Linked DNA regions of Homo sapiens: region 2 is linked to region 1. A link is a loop called in an ENCODE intact Hi-C map of the cell type or tissue named here. Cell type or tissue: CD14-positive monocyte. All regions are shown on one strand. Links, peaks and the distances in the headings refer to the core of each region. The heading gives the core; the rest is flanking DNA. Region 1 overlaps POC1A (POC1 centriolar protein A). Region 2 holds the start of RRP9 (ribosomal RNA processing 9, U3 small nucleolar RNA binding protein).

Region 1 (15,625 bases), core at 4,270-12,269:
CCTGAAAATCCTTTCCAGGAAAGACATGCTTGTAAGCTGCCTTTTCTCATACCAGGAAGGTGCCTAGCCAGATCCCTGGCATCCCCCATGCTGTGCCCAGCCCCAGTACATCCCATGTAAACCGGAGACGCCCCACAGAACTGGAACAACAGGGTCTGCAGGGGGATTACATGAATGAGTACAAGGGAGGTGCACTTGACAGAGCATTGTGGGAATGTAGACACCAGGAGACCCTGAAGCAGCACTGACAGGGGTCCACACATGAGCATGCATGTGCACACACACAGGGGAAGGCACGGTTATCTGTCCCAGGGGTGAGGATGCTGGGCTCCTTTTTCCCACTGAGAAATGAGGAGACTCCCCCTTGCTCTTTTCCAGTCAGGGGTCTCTTATTAGCGTTCCTGCACTTCAATCCCAGAGACAAGGACTTGGCTGGGGCCCAGGCTATTCACCAGCAGGTCACCTCTGGGCTCAAAGTTCCTCCTCTGTGTGGCATAGGGGGCAGGAATGAATTTCCCCCAGGAGCCAGAGATGGGCCACCTGGTAAGTCCTAGGAAACATGAAAAAGAAAGTCCCCACTGTTCCCAAGTCATCCCATAAAGCCTGGCCCCGGTAAAGCCCCACAATAGCCACACGAGGTGGAATGGTGCCCCTTAGAAGAGGGTCTGCTTTGCCATTTCCATCAAGCTCTCATTCACACCGATAAAAAGGACTGTGGGCAATGCCAGCTATTCAGCCAAAGGGTGTGAGCAAAGTGAGAGCCACAACACATTAACAGGCACATCTTGACCCCCAGAGATGCCCTGAGCCCAAGGGCACGGGCAGCTTGAGGCGTCGGGGGTTTGGGCTCCATGAAGCCATGCCTTTTCCAAGTTGGGTAACTTGCCTGGGCATCTTCTGACTTGCCTGCAGCAGGCAGGAAGCCAACAGTTCCCTTTAATAGTATTTTTTTTTTTTAAGAGATGGGGGTCTCACTACTTTACCCAGGCTGGTCTTGAACTCCTGGGCTCAAGCCAGCCTCTTGCCTCAGCCTCCCAAAGTGCTAAGATTACAGGCGTGAGTCACTGCATCCTACCAACCTTAATGGTCTTGAAAAAATTAGGTGCCAGGATTGGGGTCAAGTGGAGAAGGGAGAGGCTCTTCTCTAAGACATATAAATCTGGGGTTCACTCCTGCTCCAAACACCTACAACACCGCTCTTGCTAAGAATCCGTTGAACCCACACTTCTCCCCTCTACAGAAAGTGAATGCCAAACCATAAATCTGTGTTCTCATTAAGCGACCCAAGTCCTCCCAAATGAGAAGCAAATCTGCTGCAAGGTCTGAGGGCTAGTGTCCCCCAAAATTCCTGTGTTGAAATCCTAACCCCAAAGTAATAGTATTAGGAGGTGGGGCCTTTGGGAGGTGATTAGGTCATATGGGTGGAGCCATCAGGTTTGGATTAGTGCCCTTATGAAAGAGACCCCAGAGATCTAGCTAGCCCCTTCCACCACGCGAGGACACAGTGAGAAGGAGCCATCTATGAAGCAGAAAACAAACCCTCACCAGACACTAAACCCGTTGGTGCTTTGCTTGGACTTCCCAGCCTCCAGAACTGTGAGAAATAAAATTTCTATATTTATAATCTACCTAGTCTATGGTATTTTGTTATAGCATCCTGAGCAGACTAACACATAATCTATGAGGCAAGGGATGAGAAAATACTTAACCAGTATAATGTACATTATTTGGGTGATGATTACACTAAAAGCCCAGACTTCACCCCTACACAATATACCAGGTAACAAAACTGCACTTGTACTTCTGAAATGTATACAAATAATTTTAAAAAATCTATGAGGCAGATGAGGTGGAAATGGGTCTCCTCTCCCTGTTTCTCCAACTCTCTAATTCCTCAGGCAAGGCACCTGGAGTGAGAACCCAGATCTTAAAAATCCACAGGCACCCAGGACCCCCAGATCCAAAGCATAAGGGAAGATCTAGTGCCAAGAATCTCTGGGCCAGGAATCAGGGTCCCACAAATCCCTAAGTGAAGCCCACCCCTGTGGCAGTGCCCCAAAAATGGAAATGTGGGAGGTTAAGGACAAGCACAGGAGGTGGCTGGTGCTTTACTCTCAGTATCAGAGGAACTAGGAAGAAGAAATAGACCATCCTTCGGCACGGATGAGGCTCAGTTCAGATGTTCTCAACTGACCCAGCTCCCTCTTCCAGAGGACAGTTCAAGCACTGAGGCTCTGGGGATCCTGGGCATCTTGTCCTGAGGAATCCTGTGGCAGAAGGACAAGTCTGTTTCCACCCACTCACAGATCTGCTCTCTCATCTGGGAGCACAGGGGACTTGGGTCTGCCATCAGGAAACACAATTTTGATGCCTGCAAGGGTCTAGAAACCTCACTGGCCCTCACTACGATGACCTGCAGAGAGGGGTCAACGTGGAAAATTATAAGTGCTCCCATTATTGCCCACTGTCCCTCACCCCAGCAAGTTTTGAACACATAATCTCCTGGATTGGCTTTCAGTCAGGGAGGGGAAAAGAACCCTTTTTAAAGTAGCTAAAGCTTGGTGGGGCAGGCGTGGTAGTTCACACCTATAATCCCAATGCTTTGGGAGGCAGAGGCAGGAGAACTGCTTGAGCCCAGGAATTTGAGACCAGCCTAGACAAGACAGGGAGACCCTTTCTCTACAAAAAATTTAAAAAATTAGGCCAGGTGCGGTGGCTCACACCTGTAATCCTAGCCCTTTGGGAGGCCAACGCAGGTGGATCACCTGAGCTCTCGAGTTCGAGACCAGCCTGGCCAACATGGTGAAATCCCATCTCTACTAAAAATACAAAATTTAGCCAGGCGTGGAGGTGCACGCTTGTATTCCCAGCTACTCGGGAGGCTGAGGCACAAGAATCTCTTGAATCCAGGAGGCAGAGATTATAGTGAGCCAAGATTGTGCCACTGCACTCCAGCCTGGGTGACAGCACAAGACTCTGTCTCAAAAAAAAAAAAAAAATTAGCTGGGTGTGGGGGCACACGCCTATAGTCCCAGCTACTCAGGAGGCTGAGACAGGAGGATCGCTTCAGCCTGGGAGGTTGAAGCTGCAGTGAGCCACAATTGCGCCACTGTAGTTCAGCCTGGGTGACAGAGTGAGACCCTGACTCAAAAAAAATAGCTAAAGCTTGATGAGCACTTGTCATGTGCCAGGCAGATGCACCACGCATGAAATCCCACGAAGGAGGGCCCAGCCTCTCCCCAAACGACAGAAGAGAAAACCGTGCCTCACAGACGTCTGGCCACTTTCCTAGGACCACACCCCAGGCAGGGTAGAGAAAGGATTTAATCACAGGTTGGCTGGAAGCTAGAACCCAGGCTCTTAACCACAGATGAGCTTTCCTCCTTAAAATGAGATCTTGAGAGGTGAGTGGAGAAAAGCACTCAGCCCTAGAACTCAAGGTTAATGTGTGAACCGGACAGCAGCCAACCCTTAGAACTCAGAAAGTGGGTTTTTTTTTCCTCCCGTTTCACTGAATTACCTAGAACTCTGTGTTCTCCTCCCACCCCACCCAGCGCAACCTTTCTTCCCCATTGCATAATGGGCCCTCAGACATTTGGAAGGAGGGCAAAAATAAGTCAATCAAGCAAATGCATTTTTGCTATTTAAAAAGTGGTTAAAAAATGCTTCTGTGGTTGAGCAGAAGTCCGTCCTATAGTGGCAGGGGTTTGGGAGGTGTTAAATTCAAGATCAGCCAAGATACAGGGGTCTTTATGCCTCGGGGTCAGGCCCCAAAGAACAGACAGCAAGAGGGTGGACAAGAATAGAGGGGCCAGGGCTGTGGCAGGAACAGAGCTAAGCACTAGACCCTTGAAAACACGAGCACGGGCACCCAATGCAGACAATTCCCAGGGGCTCCCATCCCTTGCCCACCCTCAAGCCCCTCTGGGAGGTGCTCATTTGCCTGCAAGTGGCTCTTCCAACCTTCCCCCAGCCTTGTAGCATGTCACAAGGCTGAACATGGAGCTTCTGTCCACCCTCAGCCCAGAGCATGGCCTGGAATCCTTCATCTGCAACCTTCTAAGTAGAGAAGGTTCCCCAGCCACAAGCCCTGAAATCCCTCCTCATGCACAACTCAGCCAAGAATAGAGGGAAAATGGAACCCATTATTCTCATTCTGAATGGCTGGGAAATGGCTTTTGCTTTTCAACATGAAATGTGCCTAAAAATAAGCTGTGAATTTCAACCAGAGGTTGAAAATAGCTCTGCAGTGAACAGAGCTCTATTCAGAGTGGGCTCAAGGACAACCTTCATTCCAAGATCTGAGAGCTGAAGTACTGCAGTCAGAGAAAGGGTCATGGGCAGGGGGTTTTCCTGGGCAGAAGGACCATCATAGGCTCACAGGGCTGCCCTTGCCGTGGTCTGCTAGTGGGTAAGTAAAGTAAGGGGTCCATGCAGGGTCTGCCCCTCTGGCTTTCGACTGCTACGCTGGAATGGGGACATGGTGAGGAATTCAACACCTACACCTGCCCGATGGGCTTCCTAGATTCCCCAAATGCCCAGGAGTATTTCACAAGGCTTCAGGGCCTGAGGCCCAGGGTGCAGACAGAGCTGATGTAGGCAGAGGATCATTAGATTCATGAGTTCTTGGGGCATGGCTATGGTGCCCATGAGCTCTTTGAGAAGTCGAGCCACACTGGTCAGCCACCAAACCACTGACCAGATATTCTCCCAGAGCCAGGAAAACCTTTAGTCAGGAAAGGCAAAAACACTCTCCAATTTTTAAGTGAAGAAAACCAAGTAGTTGCTAAAGGCAAAAGGTTTTTTTTTTTTGGTTGTTTACCATCACCTCCAGAAGACTGCGACCAAATGAGATTCCTACAAAATGACTTCTGTTAGAAACCCAGGCTGAGACACCTGGGCCACTATTGCTGCTGCTGGTGGAAGCCCAAATCTGGCCCAGTTGAACAGAGTCCTCACACTCAAGGCTGCTGGAATAGTCCTCGTCCGCATGCCCAGGGCCTCTCCCACCTCATCCCCGTGCTCCTCCCACTGCTAAGACAGCCCCATCTCCAGACACATTCCCACACTCCTCCCACTGCTAGGTCAGCTTCTTTTCTGGGCTCCCCGCTGAGGCAAGACTTATTGCAGTGATTCTAAGCTGGGGACAATTCTGCCCACCAGAGGGACATTTGGCAGCATCAGAAGACTTTTTTTTTTTTTTTCCCAGAGACAGAGTCTCACTCTGTCATCCAAGCTGGAGTGCAGTGGTATGATCATAGTTCACGATAGCCTCCAACTCCTGGGCTCAAGTGATCTTTCCGCCTCAGCCTCCCAAGTGACTAGGACTACAGGGGAGTGCCACCATGCTCAACTAATTTTTAAATTTTTTTGTAGAGACGAGATCTTGCTGTGTTGACCAGGCTGGTCTTGAACTCCTAGGCACAAGCGATCCTCTAGTCTCAGCCTCTCAAAGTGCTGAGATTACAGGTGTGGGCCACCATGCCTGGCCTAGAAGACATTTTTGGTTGTCACAACTTGGGTTGGTGGGAGGGTGAAGATGCTACTGGCATCTAGTGAGTAAAGGCCAAGGATGCTGCTAAATATCCCACAATGCACAAAACAGCCCCCCACAGCAAAGAATGATCTGGCCCAAGATATCAATAGTGCTGAGGGTGAGAAACCCTGGGTTATTGGGAAGGCCAGTACATGGACAGTGCTGGAGGGACAGAGGCTCATCGGACTCACAAGCTCCTGAGACATGGCTGCAGTGCTCCTGGGCTCCCTATGGGGTTGAGTCACTCTGGCCAGCCATAGAACCAGTCCCCAGATACGGTCTCGGTGCCAGGGAAGCCCTTGGGCAAGAAGGGCGAGAGCACACTCATCAGCTTCCCTTCCTATCTCAGAAGAAAACCGAACTACTGAACAGTGTTATAAAAAGTAGCTCTCCTCAGTTTGGAAAGATGAAGATCTTCTGGAAATAGACGGTGATGGTTGCACAACACTGAGAATATATTTAATGCCACCAAATTGCACACTTAAAATGGTTAAAATGGTAAACTTTGTGTTATATATATATATGTATCACAATAAAACAAGGCAAAACAAACTAAAAACCTAGCTCTCCTCTTGGCCTGGGAGTCCTCAGATTAGAGAAGTCCTGAAGGTTGACACCACATGGCATGTGTGTGTCAGTGAAAGTGTGTCTGGAAGAGGACTTACATCCACTCAGGGTCTCAGAGGGGCTTATGACAAATAAGGAAAGAGGTCTGATCTGAACCAAGAATGATTTTAGGATTAACAAGTCACTTGGTGGGGGTCTCAAAGCTCTCATCAGAGCCTGCCTATGGGCGTATTCAGGTACTATGTGGAAATGTTGGTTTGGGAAGACCAGGTGTTTTGCCTGGGGCCACACATCCAGGGTTCAAACCCAGTTCTCTGACCCCAGGACCCACATCCTTTCCCCTATTTGAGGCCCACACAGTGAGGGCCAGTGGGCAGAGCTGTGACTACAACTCCAACGTGAGTCTGTAGATAGTATGGGAACAAGTGGTTGCTCTAAGCACTGCTGAGCTGTTCACCCACTCATGCCCCATCCTGCCATGCTGGGATCCCCCACCCACAGCTCTGGGAAGCAAAGGTGCTCCATACTCCATTGCTGAGCCAGGACCAAAGGAACAAGAAGCAATTCATCCAAGTTATTTTCCTAATAGCTACAAGAACATGGGATTCTCCCCCAGCTGGTAGATATTAACCACTCCCAAGCGGCAGATGTCAGGGCCCTCCCTTGAAATGGGGAAAAGCAGCCAGCAGTCCTCTGCCACCTGTAGTTTCTAGCTTTGCTCAGAGGCATCAGCCTGGTGGGCCCCCAGGTCCAGGCATCTGGGGAAGGTGACTAAGCCCCAGGTGTCTCATCTGTGAATTGAGCAGTATATTTACCCACTCATTCTGATGAGATAAGGAATAAACAGGGTAGCGAGCATAAAAGGCCTTGGCTATGGCTCACCAGAAGTGCCTAATAGAGAGGGATTCACAGGAAAGAGGGCAGGGACCTAGAGGTCTGCTGAGTCCCAGGGGGCCTCAACCCTGCAGTGTGAAATGCCTTTCTGGGTGGAAGATGAACTGGCAGCAAGCAGTGCATCATGCAGCCCAGTCATCCCCCAACAAACCCAAAAGCTGAAAACTGGCCACAGATTAGCAAGTACAGAGGACAGCCAAGAGACCAGCCAGGACAGCAACCCTTGTAAGAAAAACCATAAATCCCAACTGGGCCAATGCCTAGAGGCAGACCAGGACACAAAACGGGGGCATGTGTGTGTGTTGGGGTGGGGAGATGGAGGGTCTATCTGCTGCAGCCACAGAAGCCCCAGGATAGACTCAGGAGGCTTCCTAGTTCTATTCTGGGCCCCAGCCTTGACTCGCTGGAGGCCTTGGGCGAGCCGCTTCCTGTTGTTTGGGCCAGTATCCGTGTGGGGGAGGCCACACTCTCTGTATGGTCCAACGGAGAGACATCTAAAAAGCCTGTGGCCATAGGAGCTTAAAACCCTCAAGGTTCCACAACCTCGGCTTTAACATTTATTTCAGCCCAAGCTGAATATGACCTTATTTAATGAGACTGTATCAGTTATCAATTTTTTTCCCCAAATATTTATCAAAAATATTAACTATTTAAATTCAGGAACACTGAATATTCTTTTACGAACAGAGGTACTAAAAATGGTTTGTGGCTGAGGAACTTCCTCTCCATGGTTAGAAAAAAAAAGGGAGGGAAGTGAAAGCAACAGGGCTGGGCCTTTCCCACTTGTCCCAGCTGTGGCTTCAGGCCCTGAACCCTCTAGGAGCCCCACGTTTGGGTCCTGTGACCCAGGGTTCAGTATGGGACGGGTCCCTTGTCTCCTAAGGCCTCAATCAAACAGCACCATATGCCATGGCAACACGCTCCCACCAAATGGCACAGGCCTGGGGCACCCGGCAGCTTGCTGTAACAGCCTCTTTGTGTCTTATTCGTTCACTCTAGATGGAAAACAAAGCACCACAACTTCCAAAGTATTTGGTAAATGAGAAGATCTTGCTAGGGTCCCTTTCCCGAGACAGGCCTAAACCTCCTCCCTCACCGTCTCCAAGCCCAGAGCTGTTCACCATGACCTAGCCCACCAGAGTCACAGAGCTCAGGACATGCCTGCCAAGCCACTTACCAGATTCCCCATGGAGCTGGCCAGTGTGGCTGGGGGCCTCGGCACTTTCGTGACTTCTCCATGATCAACAATATCAAAGTTACTCTTCCAAACCATCACCTGCCAAAACCAACAGGCACACCAAGTCAGGAGAAGAAAATCCCCTTGCCAGTCCTTCACTGAGGAAATGGGCTCAGAGGCCATGCCCAAAGTTCTGAGCCATGGTGGGATAGTGGTCCCCACCTGACACCCCAACTCAATTCCGGGACCTACCCCACCTCCCTGGGGAGCAGGCTTTGTGGACAGGCCTCAAGAGGACCTGGATGTGACCAGGATGGACTACCACGGCGTGGCACCGCCAGGCCTTCGCACTTGCTGGTTCACCTCCCTAGGGTGTCACAGGCCCGAGCTTCATGGGGTTGGCTGCTTCGCAGGCTGAAGTGTCTGCTTCAACAGCACCACCTTCTCAGAGAGGCCTTCTGTGAATGTTTATCATAGCCCTCTATTTATTTCCTTCATAGCATCAGAGTAGGGAGTTATTTAATCCCCTTTTCATTGTTTATCATCTGCCTCTGAACTAAAATAGAAGTTCCTGCGGGCGGTGGCCTGGCCTGTTACACTGTGAGAAGTGGTTAACACATGGCCTCCAGGCCAGAACACTCCTTACTGAATGGCCTAAGGCAAGGGACTCAACCTTGTGCCTCAGTTCCTGCATCTGCGAGACTGGGATAAGCCTAGTTCCCATCTCATGGGGCTGCTGTGAGGCTCACAGGAGACAGCCTGGTGGACACGGGCACACAGGAAGTACTCAGCAACACACTCGTCATCCCAAGGCTAACTCAGCCATGAAAAACACATCCTATTCCAGGTGTCCTCCTATCAGCAGGACCATGTCCCTCGGTTCCTTGAACACAGCTGAGGGAGGCACCTGGCTGGGGAGCAAGAGCGCTCCCTGCTGGAGGCTGCTGGCCATGCATGACGGTGTGCTTCCAGGGCCACTTCCAGGATGGCTGGCTTGGGTGTCACAAGAGAACTGGGGAGTGTGTGGCCAGTGGTCACCTGAGGCCACAGAAAAACCACCGTATCCACACAAGATGAACACTCCATATGCCCTGGACACCATCCCTGTCTGTCAGGACGCAGCTGTGAGCCTCGTTCTTCAGGAGGCTCCTCACCACTGTCTGAGCAGCTCCACTGTTTCCTCTCCCAGATGGATGGCGTCTAGGGTCGTGCACATATCACCTTAGAAACAGAATGTTAGCACACACACACCCTTGTTTACAGGGTCTTCATGTCACTGCAAATCTAACTGCTGAATAAATTCCTAACAGTAGAGTGGCTATCATGAATGCAAATAGACAATGCCAATGTCACTCTGAAAAAGCTCAGAGTAGATATTAAACAGGAAGCCTGGGAGCTGATGGCAGCGCTGCTGGACCTACTTTCCACCAGGCTGCCTCTCCTACTATGTCATTTGATTCTACCATGACTCTATTTACTGTGTGAAGTTACCAGTTTCCCTGTCTTCTAAGCAATAAGCCAGGCTTCACGCTCAGGGAAGGCTCAGGAGTCACTTTTGCCTTCCTCCTCCCTCGTCTGCTAGAGCAGGACTGGTGCTGGTGTGGGAAGATGCCTGCTGTCTCTAACCCAGGCTGTGGTCAAAGAGCCTCCAACTACCCTCTGCCTTACTGGAAGAGACTCAACCAAAATTGGTAGATTTGGCTGAGACCAGGACTCGTATAGGCCAATAGGACTTTTCTAGGCTGAGCAGCCAGAACTAAGAGACTGGGCAGTAGTGGAATAAACATTCTCGGCCATCCATCAGGTCAACAGTGGCACAGAACAGCCACCCTTTCCTCCTTTCCTCATCAGGGGCTGTGGTTCTCTGGACAAGAGGACCATGCGGACACTGGAGAAAGACTGCTGATGGTTAGACTCTTCAGTGCTCCTGGCCTCCCCAGTGCCAGGGTCTGGACTAGGCCCCAGAAGCAGGGTGCCTGCCAGGAGACAGGTCATTGGTGGTTAGCAGTCAGGGCACAAGGCACCAGGGCTGACAGGCTGAAGCCTCAGAGCAGAGGGTGACAAGGTGGGATAGGACCTCTTCACAATGTCCTCTCTCTGCAGCCAAAAATACTGAAAATGCTGACCCCTCAAACAGTGTCCAAGGGGGCTGGGAGCAAAGAGCAGCAGATGACAGAGCAGAGGCTCCCAGGGCAGGAGAATGACTCTGAAGTGAGACAGGCCCCAGTACCTGCCCCAGCTCTAGCATCTGCTGGGACTTAGTTTCCTCATCTACCGCACGGGGAGATCAGAGGGCCTCATCTCCCACATGGAGATGTCACGAGAATTAAATGAGGTATGAAGCTCTTGTCACATTGGCCATATTCCCAGGCCTAAAGTAAGATCATATTAATAATAATCATTATCTATTTATTTGGAATCAGGAAAATAACTAAAAAACCAACTTTTCACGACAACCATAGCCCAGCCTCCTTCCACTAAGCGCTAGCCTGAGCAGTGAGGATTCTGAGATGCAGCCATGAGGTCGGCACCTGCAGGAGGCCCATTCTGGAGTGGCAAGGCCCCTGGATCTGGGCAACCCCACCCCAAGCGCCATCAGGGCCTTTTTAGTCGCTGAAAGCCACCAAGGAAGCTGGCGAAACCCAGCCCATCCCCCAAACACCCTGTTTGGTTCTGAGCAGAAATCAGCTCAGATTCCCTTCTTCACCATTCCATTCGACTACTCTTTACTTACTTGTTCATCAGAGCCTCCAGAAGCAAAATACTCCCCCGTTCTTGAAAAGGCAACAGTGGTGGCTGGTCCCTGGCAGAACAAACAAAAAATAACACACATCAAAGGTCATTCTCCATTCTAAATGCACAGGAAGAAAACGAGACGTTCTTGAATGAAAGCAGCAGCAGGATAAAGGACCGAGAGCCCACTCAGCCCACAGTCCTCCGTAACCTGTAGCCCAGGAGCCTGCCTGCAGCCAGGTGCAAGCACCACCGCTCAGGCTTCTGTTCCTGAGCACTACAACAGGGACAAGTCCAGGCTATGAGAATGTGGGTGACAGAGATGAGTGAATGGGACAGTCTGCACTGGCAGCCCTCCAGGGCTGGCCTCATTGTCCCCACTTTCCCAGTAAGAAACCACAGGTCAGAGAGATGCACTGAGTCACCCCAGCCACAGCACTGAGACCAGAACTTGGTCCCTTTGACCCAGACCAACCCTAACACCCAACATCTCCCCAACACTGCACAGTTGCTGACCAGAGAAATAGGGATCTCCAAGGAAGAGCCAATGGCTCAAGCAGACAGGGCATAGTTCAAGGCACAGGTGACAGGAAGGAGGTTTCCAAAGGTGCTTGGGCAGCAGAGCAATGTGACACGTCTCTCTAATGTGCATTCACTTTTCTTATGTTCAGGCCATGGGTAGTGATGTGCCCACTCTGGCTTCCCAGATGTTGAAGGTCTGCGTGACCATCTGAAGGGGAATGCCAGGCACACGCCAGGCCGCACTCCAAGGGCTGGAGAGCAGTCCAGGGCGGGGGAGATGGGGGATGCATGATCTCCTAGCAAAGGAGGGTTCTTCCCCACATACCTAAAATCCATCCCAGAAAGGTGCTCAGAGTAAGGATCTGTTTAGCTACGACACCATGACCACAGCCACCACCATCTCTTCCTCCCAGTCGAACTTTTACTGTGGCCAGTACCTGGTATTCCCAAGCAAAATCAGATAAAAGAGGTTCTCTCCTAGAAGACAGCACAGCCACTGTCACCAAGTCCACCTCAGTCCCCCCAGACCAGTGCAGGGAGCGGCAAGAGCCCCAACTGCCCATGAGATGGGCTCTGGCAGCACATCTACAGCTGACTCATCAATGAGAGGAACATTGGGAGGCGCCTTCCACTTAATGCCAGAAAAGACCAGCCAAGTTCTGGGAGGGAAAAGGGACCTCGAGGCCATGGAGGAAGGCAGCTTTTGTCTCCCAGAGAGACAGGCAGGTTGAGAGGTGCCATTCAGCCTCAGACACACTGGACAGCAGGGAGTATGCCCACCCATGCTTCCAGAGTCCACCTTCGGCTCTTCCTCTCAGAGGTGCTCATAACACCTCTGACGAAAAAAGCAAGTACAACACTGGTGAACACCGAGCACTCAGGCGCTCAGAGCACAGCACCTGCATTTACCCACTGAATCCTGAAAGGACAGTCTGTGCGGTGACCCTTTGCCTTAGTCCACTTCTGTTGCTATAATGGAATATCTGAGACTAAGTAATTCATAATGAGCAGAAATGTATTGGCTCACAGTTCCAGAGGCTGGGAAGTCCAAGATCGGGGGCCAGCATCTGGCAAGGGCCTTCTTGCTGAGTCATCCCACGGCAGAAGGGCAAAGAGAGGGTGACAAAGAAAAGCGGGCCAAAGTCATCCTTTTATAAGAAACCCACCCCATGGTAACAAACCCACTCCTGCAAGAATGGCATTAATTCATATATATGGGCATGGCCTCAGGACCCAAACATCTCCCATTATGCCCCACCTCCCAACAACCCACACTGGGGATCAAGTTTCTAATACATGAACTTTGGGGAACACATTCTAATCACACTACCCTTCCTAAGGGTGCCATGTCCAAGTGCAGGGAACAAAGCCTGAGAGGACACAAAGACAAAGCCTCTGGCCTACACTTGCCCTCCTGCCTTCTTCACACAGGTAGAGCTGCAAGGGCCCAGGAATGCCCCACTCCCAGCAGCCCTGGGAATCCTAAGCCACCATTAACCAGGATAATATAGATCCACTTTTACTAACAGAGAAACAATGCCCAATAACATCAGTGAGGGTGAAATCCCAAGTGTAAGACATCACGGGCTGTGTGGCCCCTGCTCATGCAGGGCCTGACTGCAGGATGAGGGCAGGGCATCCATCACTCAGATACCCTTTCAGGTGGACAGTCACCAAGGGGTTAACAGAGGGGTGTGAGGTAATTTCAGGTAACTTTTACTTGATTCTTAGAAATTTTTCATTTTTCCGTTACTTTGAACCTTTTTTTTTTTTTTGAGGCAGAGTCTCGCTCTGTTGCCCGGGCTGGAGTGCAGTGGTGCGATCTTGGCTCACAGCAAGCTCCGCCTCCTGGGTTCACGCCATTCTCCTGCCTCAGCCTCCCGAGTAGCTGGGATTACAGGTGCCCGCCACCACGCCCAGCTAAATTTTTTTTGTATTTTTAGTAGAGATGGGGTTTCACTGTGTTAGCCAGGATGGTCTCGATCTCCTGACCCCATGATCTGCCCGTCTCGGCCTCCCAAAGTGCTGGGATTATAGATGTGGGCCACTGCACCCAGTCACAAACCTTTTTTTTTTTTTTGAGACAAAGTCTGGCTCTATCGCCCAGGCTGGAGAGCAATGGTACAGTCTTGGCTCACTGCAACCTCTGCCTCCTGGGTTCAAGCGATTCCTGTGCCTCAGCCTCCCAAGTAGCTGAGGTTGCAGGCACCCTCCACCACACCCGGCTAATTTTTATATTTTTAGTAGAGACGGGGTTTCGCCATGTTGGCCAGGCTGGTCTTGAACTCCTGGCCTCAAGTGATCCACCCTCCTCAGCCTCCTAAAATGCTAAGATTACAGGCATGAGCCACCGCACCTGGCCTACTTTGAATTTTTTAATAATGAATATATGGCATTGCTACACTAATACGAACACCAAACAACAAAACTACTTTCATTGTGAGGAAAAACAAAGAGGAAACAGAGAAAAGAGAAGGAAACCAGTACATGGAATGTCAAAAAAGATGGGCCTTTTGCCTGCCCAGAGCTCACTGAGTGATGGCAGGTTTCCAAGAAGTCACAGCAACTAAGGGAAAAATACTTGCAGGTCACTCTCCTTTCATGTCATGACTCAACCACCAGAGGCCAAGTTGGGAAAAGGTGGTGGAGTCAGAGCAGCAGCAACAGCAGCAGAACCAACAAAACACTCAGCTCAGCAGGGGTCAGGACCAGAGCGCAGGCACTGGGAGCCCTGCAGATAAGAAGTGCTAGCGCTCCTTTACGAGACCAAACCCCAGGAAGTTCCAGGGATGAAGCGAGTGATAAGCTGTGTGGATCTGCAGTCCTCCCTAACAGTGCCTGTTTACCAAGAGGACCACGCAGCCCCTGCTCCAGGTACCTTCCACGAAGGCTCCTGTTCTTCTGCCTAGCAGCCCAGGGCACTCAGAGGACAGCACAGAGAACACCTGGGCTCTGCTGTGGGCCAAAGCCAACATGTACTGTAGAAGAGACTGTCCACTGCTGACATGCTTCAGGGCCTAGCCTTGGAGGCCCCAGATTACTTCGGCCCCTGCTAACTTTCCAGGCTCTCTCCTCCCTGCCCTAGTGCTCCTCAAACACCATGATCTAGACAGAAAAGGTCCTCTCTTTCTCTATATTCTTTCTGCTGTCACCTGCATTGAGTTCTTAATTCAGGTATTTTCAATTTTTTTGGTTTTATATAAATCAATTTAAGGCTACAAATTTGCCTCTGATGACACCTTCAATAGATCCTGGAAGTTTCCAGTATGCAACATTTTCAGTCATTCACTTCCAAATGTTTAGTTTCCACTGTGATTTCCCCTTCAGCCCATTGGTTGTTTGAGAGTGCATTCTAGAATTTCCAGGCTGGGCATGGTGGCTCACACCTGTAATCCCAGTACTTTGGAAGGCTGAGGCGGGAGGATCATTTGAGGTCAGGAGTTCGAGACCAATCTGGTCAACATGGCGAAACCCCATCTCTACTAAAACTACAAAATTAGCCAGGGGCGGTGGCACACACCTGTAATCCCAGCTACTCGAGAGGCTGAGGCAGGAGAATCGCTTAAACCCAGGAGGTGGAGGTTGCAGTGAGCCGAGATCATGTCATTGCACTCCACCCTGGGCGACAGAGCGAGACTCTGTCTCAAAAATAAATAAAATAAAATAAAGTTTCCAAACCATAGGTGCTTGAAGAGTCTCTTCTTACCATTGCCAGCAGCCAGATATGATACATGTTTTTGGAGACTGTTCTACCCTCATGATGGCTTATTCCTTTTATTTAATCAATCACTCTTCATGCATCAGGGTATCCACTTGGGGCAGGGATATTGCCAAGTCCATCCTCTCCAAAGGCAAGACCTGTCTCTGGGTGTCTCTGCACACCCCTGAGGATTCCTCTGAGCAGCGGCTCCTGGCTGGGCCTTCAGCAGTGTGGATGCCGGCCTGCCCCCAGCTACCAGAGGTACCCACCTGTGGGAAGCCCTGGTCTCCCTCTGACTCCAGGCCAGGTCCATTAGCAGGGATGCCTCACAGGCTCAATAAGGGCCTCCCTCCCTCCCTTGAAAGACCAGGCAGAATCTTCAGGGAGATGGTCCTGCTTAACCAGTCATGAACCCAGACACAGCCTGGCCTCCCTGCTACTCTACCTGCTAACCGGGCCATATCTGGCCCTGGAGCTTGGCTGGATCCACACCCAG
Region 2 (15,625 bases), core at 7,626-15,625, 180 kb before region 1:
TAAACATATACTTACCAAATCGTCCAGCAATCCCACTCCTGGGTATCTGCCCAAGTGAAATTAAACCTTACGCTCACATAAAAACATGTACACAAAGGTTCACAGCAGTTTTAATTGTAATAGCCAAAAACTGGAAACAACCCAATGTGCTTCAAAGGGTAAATGGATACACCAACTGCTGTAATTCCAGCAGTGAAAAGGAACAAGCTGTTGATACACACAACCACTTGTACAAACTCAGAGACATTAGGTTGAGTAATAGAAGCCAGTCTCAAAATGTTATATGCTGTATAATTCCATTTATTTGACATTCTTTTTTTTTTTTTTTTTGAGATGGAGTCTCACTCTGTCACCCAGGCTGGAGTGCAGTGGGGCGATCTCTGCTCACTGCAAGCTCCACCTCCCGGGTTCACGCCATTCTCCTGCCTCAGCCTCCCGAGTAGCTGGGACTACAGGCGCCCGCCACCACACCCAACTATTTTTTTTGTATTTTTAGTAGAGATGGGGTTTCCCCTCGTTAGCCAGGATGGTCTTGATCTCCTGACCTCCTGATCCGCCCACCTTGGCCTCCCAAAGTGCTGGGATTACAGGCGTGAGCCACCGTGCCCGGCTATTTGACATTCTTAAAAGACAAACAACATAATATTTAAATAAGCAAAGGATTTGAACAGATACTTCACCAAAGATACACAGATGGAAAATAACCACATGAAAGATATCCAACATCATTATCCACTAGGAAATACAAACTAACACTAAAATGAGATACCACTACACATTTATTTAAATGGATAAAATTTTAAATACTGATAATAACAAGTGTTATAAAGGATGTGGAGTGACTAGAAGTCTCATAAATTGCTGGTGGGGATGCAAAATGGTACAGTTACTCCAGAAAATAGTTTGGCAGCTTCTTATAAAGTTCAACATATGACCCAGCAATCTGGCTTCTTGGTATTTAACCTAGAGAAGTGAAAAAGTATGTACATGAATATTCAGAGTAGTTTTTTTTTTTTTTTTTTTTTTAAGACAGGGTCTCACTCTGTCATCCAGGCTGGAGTGCAGTGGTGCCATCTTGGTTCACTGCAACCTCTGCCTCCTGGATTCACACAATTCTCCTGCCTCAGCCTCCTGAGTAGCTGGGATTACAGGCACCTGACACCACACTCGGCTAATTTTTTGTATTTTTAGTAGAGATGGGGTTTCACCATGTTGGCCAGGCTGGTCTCTAACTCCTGATCCACCCGCCCGGCCTCCCAAAGTACTGGGATTACAGGTGTGAGCCACCAGGCCCGATTTCATGGTAGCTCTATTCATAGTACCAAAAATTTGAAACAACCCAAATTTCCATCACAAAATGAATGGATAAACAAACTGGAATCCATTCATACAATAGAATACCACTCAGTTGGAAAAAGGATGTGAAAATGTGAATGAATTTCAAAGACACTATGCTGAGTTGAAAAAGACAGTCTCAAAATGTTACATACTATATGATTTCATTCATGTGACATTCTCAAAAAGACAGCTCAGTGGCTGCCAGGGGTTAGGGATCGGGGAGGTCTGACCACAAAGGGGTACCAAGGGGATTGTTTTAGGGTAACAGACTATTCAGTATCTTGGTTGTGATGGTGGTTACATGAATCTATACATGTGTTATAATGTATAATTCAGAGAACTGTACATTCCCTAAAAAAGTCAATTTCACTGCACAGTAATTTTTAAAAATTTAGAACCCCATATGTCGCACCAAACAAGTTTATTGTGTGTAAATTTTAAAAACAACTCAAAACAATCATGATTTTTTTTTTTTTTTTTTTTTTGAGACAGAGTTTTGCTCTTGTTGCCCAGGCTGGAGTACAATGGCACAATCTCAGCCCACCGCAACCTCCCCCTCCCAGGTTCAAGAGATTCTCTTGCCTCAGCCTCCCAAGTAGCTGGAATTATAGGCATGCGCCACCATGCCCAGCTAATTTTGTATTTTTAGTAGAGACAGGGTTTCTCCATGTTGGTCAGGCAGGTCTCAAACTCCCAACCTCAGGTGATCTGCCCACCTCAGCCTCCCAAAGTGCTGGGATTAAAGGCATGAGCCACCCCACCCAGCATGATCCTCTTATTTGGGTCTATATGAGAAGCAAAGAGATGAAGGTCCTTGCACTCCAAGGGCACAGAAAAGATCCCACATTTGGAGCCGAGGGTGACTACAGAGCTGGAGCCCAGAATGGAGGGAGGCCCAGACAGGGGAGACCCAGGGGCTGCGGTGTTCGTGGATGAGGTGACTCTAGAGGCAGGGTGAGCGCTGGGGCCTTGAGTACCACCAAGACCAGCTCAGCCTCTAGCCAGTGGGCAGGGAGGAGGCACCCCAGGGGCTGAGGAGCAGAGGAAGATGCCATCCAATGGGAGGTTGGAGGGTGCGCTGGGTGAGGGGGCTGGGGCGAGCATGGTGGAGTGAACCTCCTGGAGCTGGGGTAAGGGATGCAGCACAGGGAGCAAGACACAGGCCCCTCAGGGCCACTGTGGGTGAGCGCTGAGCACAGAAGTACCAGCATCCTAGGGTACCATTCTTCCATCCCACCCCCACCAATTCTCCACCTCCTCTACCAGAGTTTCCTCCAGAGGTTCTCAGTAGGCCCCTTGAAGGAGGGCTGGAAAAAGGAGAAGAAAGCAGGACTCAGTGAGGGTTCCAGTGGGACCAGCCCTCTGCATGTGCTCCCAGCCCCAGGGCCTGCAGAGGAGGAAACGCAGGTCTCCTGGGAATGGGCTGTTCTAAGGCAACCCTCAGCCCCTGCCTCAGGCATTTCTTCTGCAGCAGCCCCAGCCCCATCCCGAGGTTAGTGACCCTCACATGCAGCCCCTGGCACAGCAGCCTCCCAGGAGGACCCAGGAGTTTACTTGGTGGATCCTGCACCTTGGGAAGCCCTGTGGCCCCCTTTAAAGATCTCCACCTGATCTATATCCACCTGTGGTCCTCACCTGATCTTATGCAGTCACCTTTGCTAGCCGGTCTCTTCCTTCTTCTGGCTCCTTGCTGGCAGAATCTGAGTATTTCCTCATTTGTGTCCCCAGATGCTAAAAAGTGCCAGCACAGAGCAAGTACTAAATAAATGCTCATTGAATGAATGAATATTATAAAGTAAAAGAGGACCAGATGCTTCTCTAAGGAGACCCAAGGCCCTAAAGTCCCGAGACCCTTTCTCCATGCCTAGGGAGAGGTCCTGTCACTGTGCTTCCCTGTACCCAGTGTCCCCAGAAAGAGGTGGGGGTGAGCAGGAAGTGACTGGGCTGGGAATGAGGAAGCTCCACATTGGGGAAGGTGGTGTTCAGCACTGGGAACTGGACAGCAACCAGAAGAGCCAGCACTGGAAAGGTAGGGGTGGGGAAGAGAAATGAGACAGAGACGTGGTAGAGTAAGAGGGGTTGAGAGAGGCAGGGCATTTAGCTGGCAGCCAACCCGTCCTGCACCAGCTACCCTTCTGTCTTACTCACCTCTGCCTGGGGTTTCTGTCCACACACTTCTCTAGTCAAGAGGCCCCGGAAAGTGGCTTCTTGAGGAAGATTCTCTTGTCTTAGGCCTTTGCACAGATGATTAAAGACTCGGGGTGCTCTTCCCCCAGGTCTTCCCATCATTCAGGTCTCACTGGATGTCACTTCTCCAGAGACCTTACCCAGTCTCTGTCCTCTCACTCTGCTTGACCTCCTCATTAACACTAATCATCTGGATTTGCATTGTGTCTGATTATTTACATGCTTTATACCTCCAGAGGGTAGACTTCTTGAATGCAGGAACTTTTTCTTGTTCGTTTCTGTATCCCCAGGAGCTGGGGCATCACTGGAACACAACCAAGTTTTGTTGGACGGACAGATGCATGGATGGATGGATGGATCAATGGATCAATGGATGGATGGATGGATATGCTACAAGGATGGATATGCTACAATGGATGGATGGATGGATATGCTACAAGGATGGATATGCTACAAGGGATAGTTTTCCAAGAGAAATTGGAGTTACACTTTCAGAAGGAAATGGGAATGAGTACCTGGCAGACCACACAACAGGTATCGAAGACATATTACTGTCACCATCTCCATAAAGTGGCCTCAATCCTTCCTGTTTGTGGAAAGAAGGTGAGTTGCCAGCCCTATTGCCTTCACCTCCCTGATTTCTAGTTTCCCTTTTGAAGTTAGGATTGATGGTAGATTCCCCCAGAATGGCAGTGATTTGGGTGGCTCAGAGGTTCAGACTGTACTCCTAGGCCCATTCTCAGGCAGGAGGGAAGAGTGGATATTGGCTGCTCATCTGTCATGCCAACCTCCTAATAGTGGCCAGGGGGCGGCCAGGTGCTGTGGCTCATGCCCATAATCCCAGAAATTTGGGAGGCCAAGGTGGGCAGATCACTGGAGGCCAGGAGTTTAAGACCAACCTGACCAACATAGTGAAACCTCTTCTCTACTAAAAATACAAAAATTAGCCAGGTGTACTGGCTCATGACTATAAACCCAACTACTTGGGTGGCTGAGGCATGAGACTCACTTGAACCAGGGAGGCAGAGGTTGCAGTGAGCTGAGATCGCACCACTGTACTCCAGCCTGGATGACAGAGCAAGACCCTGTCTCAAAAAAAAAAAAGGGGGGGCCAGTGAGCTAGGGTCTGGTCGTTCATCCTTGACTCTTACTGCACCATCAGAGTCTGAGGTTGCCCTCTAGCACATCCTCTGCCGACTCAGGAGTAAGAAGAGCGTAGCTCTGGCAGGAGAAAGGTGGAGTGATGTTCTGGACTGGACAGTAAACTATGTGGATTCCCTGCCCTTCACAACATGACATGGCAGTCAGTCCCATCAAGAGATGAAGTTTCCTTCCCATCAATCTAGGATGGCCTGCCATTCACTTTGGCCAACTGAATGCAATAGAAGTGCCAGATTCAAGCCCGGACCTCTAGATGACTTGCATGCTTCTCTCCTGGCGTGGGCTAGCCTGCTGGAGAATGAGAAACCACATATGGAAGTGCAGTTTTCCCAGTGTGTCCATTGCCAGCCAACCTCCAAACATAGATAAGTCAAGGTCAGCAGAGCTTCAAACACACAGCTGACTGCAAAATCATGAGTAAGCTCAGCTGGGACCAGAAGAAACCCCCAGTTGGGCTGGACGCGGTGGCTCACGCCTGTAATTCCAACACTTTGGGAGGCTGAGGCAGGCAGATCACCTGAGGTCGGGAGTTTGAGACCAGGCTGACCAACATGGAGAAACCCCGTCTCTGCTAAAAATACAAAATTAGCCAGGCATGGTGGCACATGCCTATAATCCCAGCTATTCCAGAGGCTGAGGCAGGAGAATCACTTGAACCTGGGAGGCGGAGGTTGCGGTGAGCTGAGATTGCGCCATTGCACTTCAGCCTGGGTAACACTGGGTAACAAGAGCGAGACTCTGTCTCAAAAAAAAAAAAAAGAAAAGAAACCCCCCGTTGGCCTGCAGACCCATGCACACTAGTGGTTCTAAGCCAGTTTTAGGATGGTTTGCACCCAGCAATAGCTAACAGATGCAGGAGCCAGGGAGAACACCTACTCAATCTCAGCCTGAAAGCTGGGTGGAATGCAACCTGCCTGGAACAGGCAGATTTTGGCCAAAGTGGAGGTGAGGAGAAGGGTCCTAGGAGAGGCTGAAGGCACCGGGTTTGCTGATAGCAGCCCCTGCTCAAGAATCCAAAAGCAAGGAAGCCCCGACGGAGCAAGGCTGAGAATAGAAACCATGGGAGAAGTTATCTTCACTTTGAATCCGGAGTCCTCGTTTTCATTTGATGAGAATGTACTTAGGAAAGGGTTCACTCCTTCAGGGGCTTCTCTGGGTTGTTTACAGTGTTTTTCAGGTGTGTTTATGACACTGCTGAGCTCAATTTGGGACGGGACACAGGAGTGAGTGAATTCTACCAACATCTTCTCATCTGCAATAGGATTTTTCAGGCTGGGCACAGTAGCTCACACCTATAATCCCAACACTTTGGGAGGCCGAGGTGGGTGGATCACCTGAGGTCAGGAGTTTGAGACCAGCCTGGCCAACATGGCAAAACCCCATCTCTACTAAAAATACAAAAATTAGCCAGGTGTGGTGGCACGCACCTGTAATCCCAGCTACTTGGGAGGCTGAGGCGGGAGAATTGCTTGAACCTGGGAGGCAGAGGTTGCAGTGAGCTGAGATCGCGCCACTGCACTCCGGCCTGGGCAATAAGACTGAAACTCCGTCTCAAAAAAAAATGATTTTTCAGAGGCTCAGCCTGAACCTGACCCCTCTGGTCCCAGATTAACCGCAGACACAGGTCAGTCTGAGGGGGAGGCCTCGTGAGCATGGGGTCAAGGGGAGCCCTGTGGCTTCGTCTCTCAGGGGACCACACCACTCCTTCACAGTTTCAGCTGTTGGGCCCCATGGGCACGGGGCTTTCCCTTAACACCCCTTCTCCTTTTTCCTGATAGGAGGGGACCTCACTGTGCCTCTACACCTCCAGTCCACCTCTACCTCCTCCTCGCTGGCTTCACCCCACAGCAGGAGGGAGCTATCCACTCTGTGAAATCAGAGAGAGTGAGCATTCCTTTGACTCACTTCCCTGGCAGGTAGGTCCTGGCAGGTAGGTCCTGGTTCTGACATTCAGACCAAAGACAGAGCTCTTCCCAACTTGGACCCCTGTCTCCAAACAGTAAGCCCACCAGTGCAGGGTCCCACTCCCACTCCTGACCCCCACACCTCACGGCAGTCTGTCCCCTCCAGCTTCCTGACCTGACCTGGGAGAGGAAGCGAAGCCAGTTTGATGTGCAGGTCCGCTGTCTACAGTCCAGTCCTGACCCCAGCACCAGCCCTTACAAGCCCTGGCTTCTGAGCTGAGGGGTGAGTAGCTTCTGACCCCGACCACCCAGAGCAGTGGCAGGCAGCTAGCCTGAGGAGGTCGTGCAGGACACGCAGGGACAGGAGCCAGGAGCCAGTTGAGGTCTCCATCCCAAGTTCTTTGGAAAAGGATAACAGCCCTCAGGCTAGCAGAGGGGCAGAGCTAGGAGACTGCTGGAGTCCTGTCCCTCCCCAGGCCGCCTCCCACCCAGTCCCTCATGCACCCCCACCCCCACCAAGAAGCTACAAGAAACAAGGCCCAAAAGAGGAGGCTTTTAATACAAAGAGGGTGGGGCATAGCCTGGGAAGGACTTAAATAAGGAGGATAAGAGTGTCAGGAACCAGCAGCTGGGGGTACAGGGACCCTGCGGAGTGGGATGATGCAGACAGAATTCCGAGCCTCTTTGATTCTCCACCATCGGCCAAGCCTGCAGGGAGTGCAAGACGCAGCTGAGACTCGGCCCAGTCTCCACCCCATTTCCACCGAGCTGTCCAGCCTGCACCACCTTACCTGAACCCTCGAGGGCCACACATACCTGTGCTCCTGCCCTACCCCAGCCACCAGGAAGTCCCCAGAGCTGGAGAACTTGAGGCTGTTGATAAAACCCACCTGAGCAGAAAGACAACACGGAAAGACATTAGAACGCCCCCCGCCACCACCGTCCTCAGCATCACAGTCAAGGGCTGGGCCTTATCAGGCCTGGGTTAAATCCCTGCTCTGCCTCCTGCCACCTGGTGACACAGGCCAGCCCTTCACTTGTCAGGGCCTCAGCCTCCACATCTGCGAGATGGGGGTAAGCAGAGCACGGGGCTAGCAGTGAGTTTGTGAGGATGAAGGAGGCAGTGTACACCCAGTATGGCCTGAGGCTGGCTCCTGGTGGTGGGGCCCTGGAGACCCCATGACTGTCCCCACTGACCTAGACCCTGCATTCTCAGCACACATCACTGACAGATCCTGCCACCCTCCCCCAGGTCACCCTAGTGTGGACAGTGAGGTCCACACCCTCTAGCCTGGCACCCAATCTGGCACCAGCAGTACAGAATTCATCACAGGGCCAGGCCTCCATGCCTCTCCCCATGCTGCTCCCTGACTTGTACCCCAGCACCCTGGACAGGGCCTAGGATAGGAAGGGGAGCAGAGGAGGGAAAGTGGGGAGGGTTCCTGCCAGGCCCTGTGCTAGGAGCTGGCCCTGCCCTGAGAAGGTTCCCTTCTGGCAGGAAGAAAGACCTTAAAGAGCTAACTCCAGGGGCCTAGGCAGTGTGGCAGAGACAGGCTGAGCATTCAAGCACACTCACTCACCAGGGGGATGTCACAGAGAAGGTCAAGCTGCCGGAAGCCTTCCCCACACTGCCAAAGCCGCACACAGGAGCTGTGGGAGCCTGGGGAGACTGGAACAGTGAGCAACCCCTGCACCGGCCCACCCGGCGACCCCTCCTCCCTGCCTCTCAGGGCACCCACCTGTGGCCACAAGGTCTGTGTTGAGGAGGGCTGCCACCGACGATATCCAGAAGGGCTGCTCCAGGCCTGGCTCTCCCCGCAGCCCGTGAGCTTCACGCTGCAGGGCAAGTGGTCGCTTCTTGGAGAGACCCCACAAGGCCACAGAGCTATAAACAGGGAGGGAATACAGCAGTGAGGGGGCCAGAGGCAGAAAAGGCCCCCTGTGTAACACAAAGGATTAATGCTTGAGGGGATGGATACCCCATTTCCCATGATGTGATTATTACATATTGCATGCCTGTATCAAAACATCTCAAGTACCCCACAAATACGTACACCTACTAAGCACCCACAACAAATTTTTTTTAATTCTAAAAAAAAAGAAAAAAGGCCACATGACAGGAAGGGATCAAGGGCACACAGCCCGGACAAGGCCATCTGAGCTCTCTGCCTCATCATCCTCATCCATGAAAAGAGGTTACAACAGCTCCCCCACTGGGGGTGCCCTGAGGCAAGCTCAGGGCCCCGTGGACAGCCAGCACTCAGGAGCAGAAGCCGTGGCCAGAGACATCCAAAGGACCTCTTACCCATCGTCCGCGCCGGACACCATGTGCTCCTCATTGATTAGGTGGATGCAGTCGATGGAGCCCCTGGAGAAAGGGGCTGTGAGGAGCGTGGCCCAAGCCCACCCCCAGCCCATGTAGCCCCCACTGGCATGGCAGGCCACCTTACTGGTGGCCATAGAAGACAAGCTGGGACTCCTCGGGGATCTTCCACACACGTACAGTCCCATCCCGGCCCCCAGCCGTCACACAGCACTCCCGGCTCAAGGCATCCAGTGCAGCCACAGCGTCCTGGTGTCCGAAGCTAGAGGGCCGGGCAGAGCAGGATAGTGGGGATAGGGGTACTGCATGAACTCACGGGCACACACTCCCACACCCTCTCTCACACCATCCACACACCCTCTCCCATCCACACTCACAGCGTCTCCACGTAGGAGTTCTCTGCCACATTCCACACCTTCACGGAGCGATCGTGGGATGTGCTGTAGAGCTGGTGGGTGCCTCTGCGGAATGCCAGACCCTAAGGGTGCATGGGGAGAGGGCAAAGGGGACCTGGACTACAGCAGGCGAGAGACAGGTCAGGCCCAGGGAGGACTTCCCAAAAAGCAAGCCATGTGGCACGTGCTGTGAGGCAATTTTGTACTGCCCACATGCCCATCTGCCCCTGAGCAGATGCAGACGTCTTTTTTATTTATTTATTTTTTTTAGCGACAGGGTCTCATTCTGTTGCTCAGGCTGGAGTGCAGTGGTGCGATCATAGCTCACTGCAGCCTCCATCTCCTGGGCTCAGATGATCCTCCATCTCGGCCTCCCAAAGTGCTAGGATTATAGGCAAGAGCCGCTACATCCCGCCCAGAGGCGGCTTCTCAAGGCCCTCGTTGATTCCTGAGCAAGCTCGGCCCGGTCTCCCCCAGCTCCTCCCCATCCCTTTAGCCCATTTATGTATTTTACAGCACCACTCGCTACCCACTCGCTACCCCAGGATGCAGGTTCCCTGAGGACAGAGACTCCAGAGGCCAGCACTGAGCCTAGAACACTAGCATGTGCCCACTAAAGATCCACTGACATAGACCCAGCTCCTCACCGACACTGCATCCCGGTGTCCTGTGAAGGTGTACAAGTGCTGGCAGCTCTGGGCCTCCCAAATGAGAATGAGCTTGCTGCGGTCACCAGAGGCCTGCAGGGATGAAGACAATGATCACAGGCACCCACCATGCACCAGACCTCCCGCCTGCCCCCAGGGCCAACCTGGCCTTACAAGGTACTTGCCGTCGGAGGAGATGGCCATGCAGAGGACGTGGCTGCTGTGGCCAGGGGGCTTTCCCTCGGCACCCTTCTTGGCTCGAGGAATCACATGCAGCTTCCGTCCACTCTCCACGCTCCCTGCAGTTGGGGGTGGGGGAGAAGCTACTGGGATGGGGGGATAGGGCTGGCTGGCAACCCCCCTCAAGGGGCAGCATGGAAAAAAGAGCCATGGCAAATGTCCCGGACTCGGCCAGAAGACCTGGCTCAGCCACCGTGAGCCTCCGGACAAGCTGCCTCAGTTTCCTCATCTATGAAGAGGGACATTAGTGCCAAACAGCAGCCACAAAGCCCAAAAAAGAGAAGGGATGTAAAAGGGCTTTGGGATTGATGGTGTGAGTTCTTCTGTTACTACAGCGGGTGTAGAAGGAACCGCTGGTCAGCCAGCAACGGATGGGAACCCAGGAGGACCGGGCACTCAATCCCAGGACTGCACAGCCTCAAATGTCTTCTAGTCCAACCACCTACCTGCAGCATTAATTCCCATTAAATCATCATCCTGACTTTGCCCAAAGGTCTCTAGGGACAGGGAGCTCATAAGCCCCACTGCCGGGCAGCAGCTTTCACTGTCACCCAGAGAGCACTCCTAGGGCAGCAAACCTGCCTCCAGAGACTTCCCCACTTCAGGGCTCAGCCTGCCATGACCACTCCCACTCCCCTGACCAGCCCTCCCGGATCCGCCATGGGGGCTCCAGCCCCACCCAGGCACTCACTCACACTTAATGATGCTGCAGTCTTTGGCAGCAGAGAAGATGGCTGAGTCATCGGGGGTGACGACCAAACATGTGATAGAGAGCTGGTGCCCCCGTAAAACGCGAATGTCAGCTGAGGCTGGGGCCTGGATCTGGGCAGACAGGGGCCAGGTCACTGTGGCTAGTGGCATAAAGGCACTACCTTCACCAACCCCACTGCGTAGTGTTGGCCTTTCCCACCCAGGCCAGAAGGAAAACAAGACCCAAGGCTACAACAACCAGATCCTTACCTGACCAGATAGGCCCAAGTGTCCACCATGTTCCAAGTGGGGCCCCCAATTCCCTCCAACCTTATACCAAAATACCATGCCCACTCACCTCTTTTGCCACCAACTTCTGCAGCCTGCCCCTCTGCTCAAGCTGCATGGAGAAGAGATGGATGAGACCCTGGGAGCAGATCAGCTCCACCCCCGTCCTCCCCCAACTCTCCCTCCACACTTACCACATCCTCCTTCAGGCGCCCCGCCACCTGGTCCTCCTCAAATGCACGGGCCTCAGCCTTCTCCTCCTCTGTGCAGGACAGACCAGACCAAGTAAACTGAGGCTGAGACCCCTCTTTCCCTTCCATCCTGTCCCCATCCCACTGCCCCAGGGCTGGATAATGCAGGAAGCTCCAGCTGCCTCAGCAGAGGGGAGGGCAAGCTGGAGGGTTTCCTCCTGCCTTTACTTATCAGATCAGCCCCCTGCGGGCTCCCCAGGAGGCCCATGAGAGCTTCTGGCCACCCCCACAGGGCAGCCAGCACTGACAGCCTGGGCACCCACTGGGAATCCATGTCAGTCACCCATCAAGTGGCTGGGGCTGCAGCGGCGGGCAGCAGACCAGCACAGGCAGAAGCCCTGCCCATGGCTGGCCTGCCCACTGGCTCACCTTGCTGACGGAGCTGCTCTAGGTAGAGCTTGGCCAAGCGCAGCTTCTTTTCCTGTGCAGTTTCCTCCAGCTCCTCCTCCTCCTCCTCCTCAGGCTTCCTTGGAGCTAGGCTGTGGGCAGGAAGGGGCTGGGTCTGAGGGGCTCACCTTGTTCCTCTGACCGCTAGGATCGTGCCTTCTGGATGCTCACCTTGCCATCCAACCTCCCCTATTCCCTGCTAGCCCACATGGTCGGTGACTACACTGCAGAAAACTGAAGGATGTGACTCCCCAAACTAAAAGGCCCCACTCAGTGCCCCACGTAGGGGTGGAAACAGACCCAAATCCCAAAGAGATCACTAAAGCCTCTCAACTCTGGGGGAAAGAGGAGGCTTCCAAGAGAAACCAGGCTTCCAAAAGAAATCAGGTCACATACAAAGAGTCAGGAATCAAAATGTGCAGGCATCTCAACAGCAATACTGAGAACAAGAAGACAAAGAAGCCTCACACACAAAGCTCTGGAGGAATACACTGACCCCTAAAATGCCATGCCCAGTCAAACAATCAACGACGACACTGCCAGGTGTGCAAGGTGCCATGGAATTTTCTCCCTCTTTTTCTTTAGGAAGGATAGAAGCTGTGCTCCCAAACAAGAGGGTAAACTGGGAAAGAGAAAGGCAAGGGATACCGGAAACCAGAGATGCGACACAAGAGAGCAGAAAGGGTGACACTATCCCCAGACATGACGGGGGCAGTCTGGATCAGATCCAAGGACCCACCAGGCAGACACACCAGGACTGTCATCACCACAGCACCATCCTTTACCCTGGGAACAAGGTTCCAAGCGAACCTTCACTGTTTGGGGATTGGCCTTTACTGGTGAAGTTACGGCTTTCCCCTCCATGCCCCAGCCCCCGGACCAGCTGAGAGTACTCACTTCACCCAAAGACAGGTGCTGCTTTGACCTGCTCCTGGGAGCTGGGGGTAGGTCATGGGCACTCAGACACAGAGAATCCAAGGCAGCCCACTCCCTCTGATCATGTGCCTGAAGACATCTAGTCTCTGTCCACTCCCCTAACCGTGTTTCCCAAGACTCACTCGTAAACCTGCCCCTGACTTCCCCAGAAGGGACCTTGAAAACTCTCAGGAAAGCCAAAGCTGGACCATGCCCCAGAAATAATTTAGTGCCCTGTGCCTGGCAAGCCTTCAGCCAACAGGGCTAGTGCTGCCCTTCCCTTACACAGCCAAGGGACCTGTGTTAACTTCGGACTTCTACTCAATTTAGCCAAACTAATTAATCTATTGTTGAAGGATTCATACGCATGAGACAGAACGCTAAAGAAATGCAAGGGAAGTACACACTATGATTCCATTTACAGGGCATGCTAGAAAATGCACAACTCTAGGGGCAGTGGTTAGCAGAGACTTGGGGGGAAGGAGAGGGGCTGACTACGAAGGAGCAGGAGGAGTTCTGGAGGGTGATGAAACTCTTTACCTTCAGGGTAGAGGTGGTCACACAACTGTGTGTGTTTGTCAAAACTCACTGAACTATAACTTTAAAAAGGGCATGTTACTATATGTAAATTATACCTAAATGGAAAATGTTAATTTTTTAAAAGAAGAACAAAGAAACCAAAGAAATGATTAACTCAAGTTAGGAATGACAGTTGCGGCTTCTAAGTTTCTGCAAATGTTCTAGTTCTTAACCTAAGTGGTAAGTAAGTGTACAGAGGTTTACCATTTTACCATTACTCTCTGTAGTGCAAATATATCTCATTCACTTTTCTGTATCTAACACACTTCACAACACAACATTCTAAAAATATTTAAAAGCACTTAGCCCACACTAGCCTGGCACACACTCACCCACAATAACCTTCGGATTAAGAAAAGTACATTAATGGCTGGGTGTGGTGGCTCACGCCTATAATCCCAGCACTCTGGGAGGCTAAGATGGGCGGATCACTTGAGGTCAGGAGTTCGAGACCAGCCTGGCCAACATGGTGAAACTCCATCTCTACTAAACATACATAATTAGCCAGGCATGGTGGTGCAGGCCTATAATCCCAGCTACTCAGGTGGCTGAGGCAGGAGAATCACTTGAACCTGGGAAGCAGAGGTTGCAGTGAGCCGAGATCGCACCACTGCACTCCAGCCTGGGCAACAGAGTGAGACTCTGTCTCAAAAACAAAAAAAAAAAGTACATTCTTTCCATGAGCAAATTAAGGCAACACATACTCAATTTTAGAAGCGAGTTCTAAAGTCAACTCATAGGGAAGGCACTAGGATTCTCTGGTCCAAGAGCCTCCAACCCACAGGGTCAGGCCTGACACCATGCCTGACCCTTTGAAAACCTGCAAGCAACCACACCCATCACCTGCAGAAATGAGGGAGGCATCCAAAGCCCTCTACAATCTACATGCACTTATGACCAGTCCTCCTGTTTTTGTGTGTGGTTTTTTTTTAGAGACAGGATCTTGCTGTCACCCAGACTGGAGAGCAGTGCATGATCATAGTTCACTGCAGCTTCAACTCCCTGGGAAGGGATCCCCAAACCTTAGCCTCCTGAGTAGTTGGGACTACAGGTGCACACCACCATACCCAGCTAACTTTTTTTTTTTGTACAGACAAGATCTCGCTATGTTGCCCAGGCTGGTCTCAAACTCCTGACATCAAGCAATCCTCCCGCCTTGGCCTCCCAAAGTGCTGGGATTAGAGGCATGAGTTACCAGGCCCAGCCCCCTTTCATCTTTTCTACTGCCCATTCTGGCACACTTACACCTCAGACTTTCCTCTGATCACTGAATGCCTTCCCTACCTCTCCGTGAGAGACTCCTCTTCATCTCTCAAGACCCTATTTAAATGTCCCTCCTCTGTTCCCAGAACACACAACTATAAAATACACACCTCACTACAACACACTCTCTTCACCCGCCTGCCTATCTCTGCACTTCCAACAGCAAAGGCAGTGCCTGGCATGTTAAGAGACGGGGAGCCCAGTAATTGTGAAATTGCAGGAAAACTGGCAAGGGAAGAAGGATGCAAGAAATACTTGACAGCTTTGTTCTGTTTTCCTGCAATTTCTCAATCAGTCCAGTCCCTGCCAAAACCTAAGGAGGTCTCAATGGCCTCGGATTGGGGCCCAGGGTCCTTCCCACCCAGAGACCTCGCAGAAACAAGACTTTGCAGGACCAGAAACTAAAGGAAACAGCCACGATCTCAGAGCCAAGGGACAGAGTCTTGGATTCTAGGCTCAGTTCTGTTCGGACTCACTCAGTCTTCCGTGCACCATGGGACTCAGTTTTCCCTCCCACTATGTGGAAAAGAATAGCTCACCTCTCGCTCTCAGAGTCGCTGGAGATCTCCTCATTCATCTTGCCGCCACCCTTGGATTTGCCCCTGTCCCCCGCAGAGTCGGCCTGGGAATTATACGGTCTTTTCTTTGGTCAGGGGTCCAGACCACCCTGGCATTGACCAAGGGCCCCCCCCCCTCGGTTCCCTCAGAACCCCAGGAATGGGGAAGGCGGTGGTTCCCGGGTTAAGCGAACGGCTTTCTAGGATTTGGCCCGCGGAGAGAGGGACGAAGCTGACTCCAGCAGGGGTCCAGGGCGAAGGGCTGGGGAAGGGCCGGGACCCAGGTCCCCTGGATGGGATGACGGTTGTCCCAGTAGCAGGGCTGACCGCGGCCCTCAGAAGCGCCATGCTCACCTTTCGCCGCCGCTTGCCGGCCCCCGCGCCAGCCCCGGCCCCAGAGGCCGGCTTTCCCCGCTTACGAGCAGCCGCTGTTGCCGACATGCTGCCCACCAGGCGTGTAGCAGCGGCCGCAGAACTCACGTGGCAGCTGAACCCTCCCA

What was found. Peaks named below come from ENCODE experiments on the same cell type or tissue, not always from the same donor. Only the 100,000 strongest peaks of a DNase experiment are listed, where the experiment ranks them.
Region 2: a loop joins it to region 1, with 4 times the contacts of the local background. A loop is called at or near these places in 20 of 110 quality-filtered maps.

What each region holds. Positions count from the first base shown.
Region 1 is chr3:52,114,205-52,129,829 of GRCh38, forward strand. It overlaps POC1A (POC1 centriolar protein A), which reads right to left. Exons shown (of 11, transcript NM_015426.5): 8 at 10,909-10,977; 9 at 8,175-8,273. Among named protein-coding and RNA genes, the nearest start is that of POC1A, 32 kb to the right of the region's middle. RefSeq lists an enhancer at 7,249-7,543. In CD14-positive monocyte, for the core only: CTCF peaks have their summits at 9,104 (motif pointing left) and 9,303; DNase peaks (open chromatin) are centred at 5,797, 7,447, 7,777, 9,107 and 1 weaker place; H3K4me3 peaks cover 3,691 bases; H3K27ac peaks cover 5,234 bases.
Region 2 is chr3:51,926,302-51,941,926 of GRCh38, forward strand. It overlaps RRP9 (ribosomal RNA processing 9, U3 small nucleolar RNA binding protein), which reads right to left and starts at 15,603. Exons shown (of 15, transcript NM_004704.5): 1 at 15,480-15,603; 2 at 15,108-15,190; 3 at 11,794-11,903; 4 at 11,368-11,435; 5 at 11,244-11,285; 6 at 10,891-11,017; 7 at 10,130-10,254; 8 at 9,956-10,048; 9 at 9,291-9,391; 10 at 9,041-9,175; 11 at 8,896-8,958; 12 at 8,330-8,475; 13 at 8,171-8,250; 14 at 7,407-7,480; 1 more. The coding sequence starts at 15,566. The coding sequence ends at 7,205. RefSeq lists an enhancer at 14,965-15,613. In CD14-positive monocyte, for the core only: no CTCF peak of the experiment used is centred there; no DNase peak of the experiment used is centred there; H3K4me3 peaks cover 905 bases; H3K27ac peaks cover 524 bases.